Linked DNA regions of Homo sapiens: region 1 is linked to region 2. Evidence: chromatin loops called from intact Hi-C (ENCODE). Cell type or tissue: K562. All regions are shown on one strand. Links, peaks and the distances in the headings refer to the core of each region. The heading gives the core; the rest is flanking DNA. Region 1 overlaps CNTNAP2 (contactin associated protein 2). Region 2 overlaps CNTNAP2 (contactin associated protein 2).

The links. Hi-C counts contacts between places; a loop is a spot of excess contacts. Peaks named below come from ENCODE experiments on the same cell type or tissue, not always from the same donor. Only the 100,000 strongest peaks of a DNase experiment are listed, where the experiment ranks them.
Region 1: a loop joins it to region 2, with 5 times the contacts of the local background. A loop is called at or near these places in 7 of 110 quality-filtered maps.

Annotation. Positions count from the first base shown.
Region 1 is chr7:147,244,086-147,247,009 of GRCh38, forward strand. All of the region lies in intron 8 of CNTNAP2 (contactin associated protein 2), which reads left to right. Among named protein-coding and RNA genes, the nearest start is that of MIR548F4, 130 kb to the right of the region's middle. In K562, for the core only: a CTCF peak has its summit at 1,398 (motif pointing right); a DNase peak (open chromatin) is centred at 1,386.
Region 2 is chr7:148,241,013-148,243,936 of GRCh38, forward strand. The region is part of intron 20 of CNTNAP2 (contactin associated protein 2); the gene reads left to right. Among named protein-coding and RNA genes, the nearest start is that of C7orf33, 350 kb to the right of the region's middle. In K562, for the core only: a CTCF peak has its summit at 1,447 (motif pointing left); a DNase peak (open chromatin) is centred at 1,459.

The sequences.
Region 1 (2,924 bases), core at 204-2,703, 1.0 Mb before region 2:
TCATTCTCTCCCAAGACACTTCACCCTTTGGGGACTATGCTGCATTTTCCCATTCTTGCTCTTTGTACATTTCATCCTGGGTCTGGCAAGACCTATTTCAAATATACAAAGTTATCTGATACACACAGGAACCCAACCTACTCTCCACAGAGTGTGGAAGGGTTAAAGAAAAGCCACTTCTGAACATCTCCGCTTTATCAGCTCCCGTTGGGAGATCAGGGGCCAGCAGCCTTCATTAGCCAATAAAAAGAAAATGACGTTTCTTTGCAAGGAGTAGACTTTACTAAGCACCCTATATGTTAAAAAAATATATATTAAATGTTAGTTTTTGTCTCCAAAATAGATATATAATTCTCAGATTTCCTTGTAATTTTCTCTTAATGGCTGATTAAATCTTGACAATATAAAGCAGTCCAGTCATCCACCCATTCACTGGACAAATATTTCTTCCATGTAAATGCCAGGCACCAGTTTAGGTCCTGATGATACACCAATGAACAAGAAAGATGAAGTGATGATCCACCAGGAACTTACATTTTAGTGGGAGAGATACACATAACAAATAGGTAGATGATATGATAAGCAGGGTAAGTAGATGGAGAGCAGATTTTTAAGACTTCTGTGAGCTAAGACCTGATTGAAGAGAGGTTGTAATTTTGTGGTGTCAGCATGATCAGGCCAAGTAATCACTTCCTATTGCCCATATATTTTTTAATCATTTGTTTAAAAATATAATGCAAAGAGATAGTTCTCAGACTGTTTTCTCATATAGAAGATACTTATTTCTTAGATTCTTAGTACTACTCATTTTAATAAGCTATATGAGTCCACAACATTAAAAAATTTACTCTAGAAAGTAAAGCTGGGTAAAGTGACCTCAGTGTAGAAAACTTTTATTATATGGCCACAAAAGGCACTGAAAACGAAATTTCTAGAGGGCCTTAGGGGATTAAAAGGGAAATGTTTAGAAGACATTAAACCTCTGGAGGTTTAATTTTGCAACTTCCCCAAATACTTAGACGACTTCAAAAATAATTTTGCTTTTGTCTAAACTCAGAAATTATATTGTTCTTTTTTGCCCTTGCTGGCCCTCAGAAGAGTATTAATTCTCATTTTGGGAAGGAATTATTTTAATCATGCCATTAAATGAGAGGAAAATATCCCTTTTCTAAAAAAATAAAAAATTAAAAATAAAAACCTCGGTGTAAAGTGGAATTCTCTAGAGAATGCATTGTGCACAAAATGACCTTCCTCAGTGTATTACTGGGATGGAGGGAGTCGTCTCTCTGTGGGGTAGCAAATAAGCCCTGTGGCCCCCTCAATCCACCTCAGCCTCCACAGAGCATCAGTTGCTGTTTCATCCCGGGTTGGTCCAGACAGCCACTGCCAGTCCACTAGAGGGAGCACTTGAGAGGAAACCCATTTGCTTTCATTGATCTAGATCTCAAATAAAATTTCATCTTAGAGGCTGGGCGCGGTGGCTCATGCCTGTAATCTTAGCACGTCGGGAGGCCAAGGTGGGTGGAGCACGAGGTCAGGAGTTCAAGACCAGCCTGGCCAACCTGGTTGAAACCCCCATCTCTACTAAAAATACAAAAGTTAGCGTGGCATGTTGGCAGTAAGCTGAGATCATGCCACTGCACTCCAGCCTAGGCAAAAGAGTAAGACTCTGTCTCAAAAAAAAAAAAAAAAAAAAAAAATTTCATTGTAGAATAAAATCCAATTCCTTTCAGCTTTTATCTTCAAATTTTGGTCATTGTTTGCATTAGTCATTGTTCTTCAGGAAAACAGAACCAATAGGATATATGTATCTGTGTGTGTGTATACACATATATATGCACACATGTATATATTTATATATACAAATATATGCATGCATATATATTTACATATACACATATTTACAATTCTGTAAAATCTTATATATAAATAAGACTCACACATACACATATAACGTGCATATATATATACACATATATATGGCATATATATATATACATATATATGGCATATATATATATACACACATATATATGGCATATATATGAGATTTATTTTAAAGAAGTGACTCATGTAATTATGGCAGATAGCATATCCAAAATTTGCAGGTGGGCCAGCACGTTGGAGGCCCAGGGAAGAAAGACTACTGCAAATCAAATCTGAAGGCTTGTCTGCTCACTAAATATCCTCTTGCCTGGGGAGGTCAACCTTTGGTTCTGTTCAGGCCTTCAGCTGATTGGATGAACTCTCCTCCCTCTACCCTCACCTCAATAAGAAGGATGTCTTAGTTTCTCCAGGCTTCTATAACAAAATAGCATGCAACAGAAATGTATTTCTCACAGTTCTAGAGGCTGGGCAGTCCAAGCTGCTGGCAGATTCAGTGTCTGGTGAGGTCCCATTTCTTGGTTAGTAGAGAGTTGTCTTTTTGCTGTGTCCTCATACGATGGAAGAGGCAAGCCAATTCTCTGGGCCTCTAAGGGCATTAATTACACTCATGAGGGTTCTGTTCTCATAATCTAATCGCCTCCCAAGAGTCCTGCCTCCTAATATCACATTAGTGACTAGGCTTCCACATATGAATTTTAGAGGTACGCAAACATTCAGATCATAGCAGAAGGTGATTTGCTTTACTAAAAATCAGCAACTTAAATGTAAATCTCATCCTAAAATAACCTCACAGAAATATCCAGAGTGATGTCTGACCACCATGGCCTAACCAAGTTACAAGATAAAATCAAACATCATGCTGTTTCTGTATAGTGACACTAAAAATAGTTGCTAAAAACTTGTATGACAAAATAGAAAAATGAAAGAAAGGCAAATTATTTTGGAAAGTTACAGTAAAGAACATAATCTAAACCCAACAAAAAAGTTTCTGAGACTCAATCACTGAACAGAGTTGGAAGAAGCTTTTATTCACTTCA
Region 2 (2,924 bases), core at 249-2,748:
CTCCTCTGGCAACACCCTCACAGACACACCCAGGAACAATACTTTGCATCCTTCAATTCAACCAAGTTGACAGTCAGTATTAACCATCACACTTACTTAATAGCTCTGTGTTCTCTAGCAAGTTAATGAAATCTCTGTTGACTTAATTTCTAAAATTGGAGTAAGTCCATCTTTTCTAATGCAGTTTGTGTATGTTAAATGGAAATACAAAAAAAAATCTAGCATAGTCTATGACCCAATAAAACGGTAGTTTTCTTCCTTCATTCCCAATTCCCTTCTCTTTCTTAAAAGCAAAAAATAAAATAGCAGATGTCAGGATCAGTACCAACAGGCTCTTTGGGACTATGGTTTCTTTCCATTGATTTGTAGTTCAACCCATTAAGCATATTCTCAGCACCTAGTATATTCCCAGCATGCAGCATGGCTGTTGCCTCCATGAGCCCAGTCCAGTAGAAGAAAGACCATCAGTCATACAGATATGAACCAAGTGCCCATTGAAGTATAAGCTTGTGCTGTGGGAGCACAGAAAAGTAGGGGAATGAATAATCCTGAGGAGGAAAGAGTGGATCAGAGCAGTCTCACAAAGGCATTTGAGCTGTTCCTTCAAGGTTTCCATGGTGGAGGGGGGAGGATCACATTAGCTTATTTATTTTTTACTACAGAGATTCAACATTTGCCCTTCATAAAAATTATACAGAAAATATGTTAAGAAAATAAGTTCTAAGCCATCAAGCCCATCTGATCTGAAACAGAAAAAGACTCATAATGAATATGTCAACACTTCCACATTTTTCATTTGTTTTCTAAAGCAATTTCATCTGCAAATGAATTATGCACTCCAGGGCTAGACAGTACCTCCATTCCTACACTCCAGAAAAATGTGTTTACTTCGTTTTACATTTCATGCAGCTCAGTGGGAAGGCAGTTGCAATGCAATTTCTGATCCAGTTTAGGGTTTGAGATGTCAGTCCTCTCTTTCTTTCTCCAGAATACGGCTAAAGCTTGTAAGACCAAGGTTGGGAGTTCACTTTTTTTTCCTCCAAGTGCATTAAATACATAAATCACCTCTCAAGAAAGAACATAAGGTTCCTGGATTTCTATTTTGTCTGGCATGAAAACTAAAGTCCAATCTGCAAAGCATCATACTGTTATATCCATCTGCAGTGCACTAAAATCACTCTCAAAGATTGTAACTCTTGGAGCAAATTTTTAGCACAATGGGCAGAGCGGGTTGTTTCTTGCCCAGGTAACTGAAGCAGGTTCTTATCTCACCTAAATTCATCTTCTGTCTGAAAAGTAAGTGTATCTCAACATGCGGTTTGAGGTTCTGAAGGGTTCCACGCTGCCCTTCCACTCAGGCAGGGAGAAGTCAGTCCTGGGATTGAGTCTGAAGATTTTGATGGACATGGTCCTGGAGCGAGTTCGGAGCTAGTGTTAAAATGCCCTCTAGTGGTCATTAGCTGTAACCAGTGAGCGTAGGGAAGGGAAAATCTTGTGAAACTGGCTTGGGTGTGGTTTTCTATAAACACCGACCAAAACCAGAGTCCTAGGTTATAGCGCGGGTTACTTGCATCTGTCGCGGATACCGCGATGGCGGTAGGACTTGGTATTACTTATAGAAATGGAAGCTTGCCGTTGCATTCAAAGGGTACAATCCAGGGATTTTTCTTACGCTTTCACATCTCACTGCTCTGTCCCTGAGCCCTGGGCACACACGAGAGTTTCAAGAAGTGTTGACTGAGTGACTGAATACGTGAAGGAATCCAGTTTATGAATCATGGATTCTGTGCACATTCAATGAGCTTGGCTATTTGAAAGTGCACAAATTCTTCCTGCTTTCTGAAGTATTAAATATATTTGATTTGCATCCTTTCCCCAGTGGTCGCTTGGTGAGCTAATAATTGCCTTTCCTCTTATATCTTTGAGCTGAGGAAATATAATCAAAATGTTAAGGAGAGGGGCAACAAACCCCCCCTTTGTGGGTAGAAGAGAAGGTCTGGGCTGGCAGCTCAAGAGAAAAGATGAAGAAAGGACATCCAAAAAGAAGTGGAAGTCAGAGAATGAATAAAACACATGAGCGAATGGCTGCCATCCTATCCGAGCATCCTTCCTGATATTGTCACCCAGGGCCACCAGCAGAGGTTACATGGTGAGAACAGACAGTAGAAATCAGCCCACTCCACCGATCTGACTCCTGGTCTCCTGGGGAAATGGCATTAGGATCTAGGTTACCAACATCATAGCTTCTGCCAGGGCTTGTGTGCTTAACCCCAACAGTGGAACACCACAAATGCACAGGGGCAGTAGCCTCCAACATCCTGACCATCTCTGAGAACCTGTCCTGCTAGCAGAGGGGACAGAGGCTGTACAAATCAGAAAGTTGACGTATTAGTCCATTTTCACGCTGCTGATAAAGACGTACCTGAGACTGCGTAATTTACAAAAGAAAAGGGTTTAATGGAAAAGTCACGGTTCCACATGGCTGGGGAAGTCTCACAATCATGGTGGAAGGCAAGGAGGAGCAAGTCACATCTTACGTGGATGGAGGCAGGCAAGAGAGAGAGCGCTTGTGGAGGGGAATGCCTCTTTTTAAACCCGTCAGATCTCGTGAGACTTATTCACTATCACAAGAACAGCATGAGAAAGACTGGCCCCCATGATTCGATTACTTCCCACCAGGTCTCTCCCACAACACTTGGGAATTCAAAATGAGATTTGGGTAGAGACACAGCCAAACCATATCAATGGATAAAAGGAAATGTAATGTCAACTAAAGACAAAAAAAAAAGAAAAAAGAAAAAAAAAACTTTTGAAGAATTAAAGTTGGTTTTATTTAGAAGTCTTATTGGGGACTGTAGACTGAGGCCTACAACCCACAAGCAGTCTTTTACAGAGGTTTTATGAGACTGCGCCAGCACAGTATT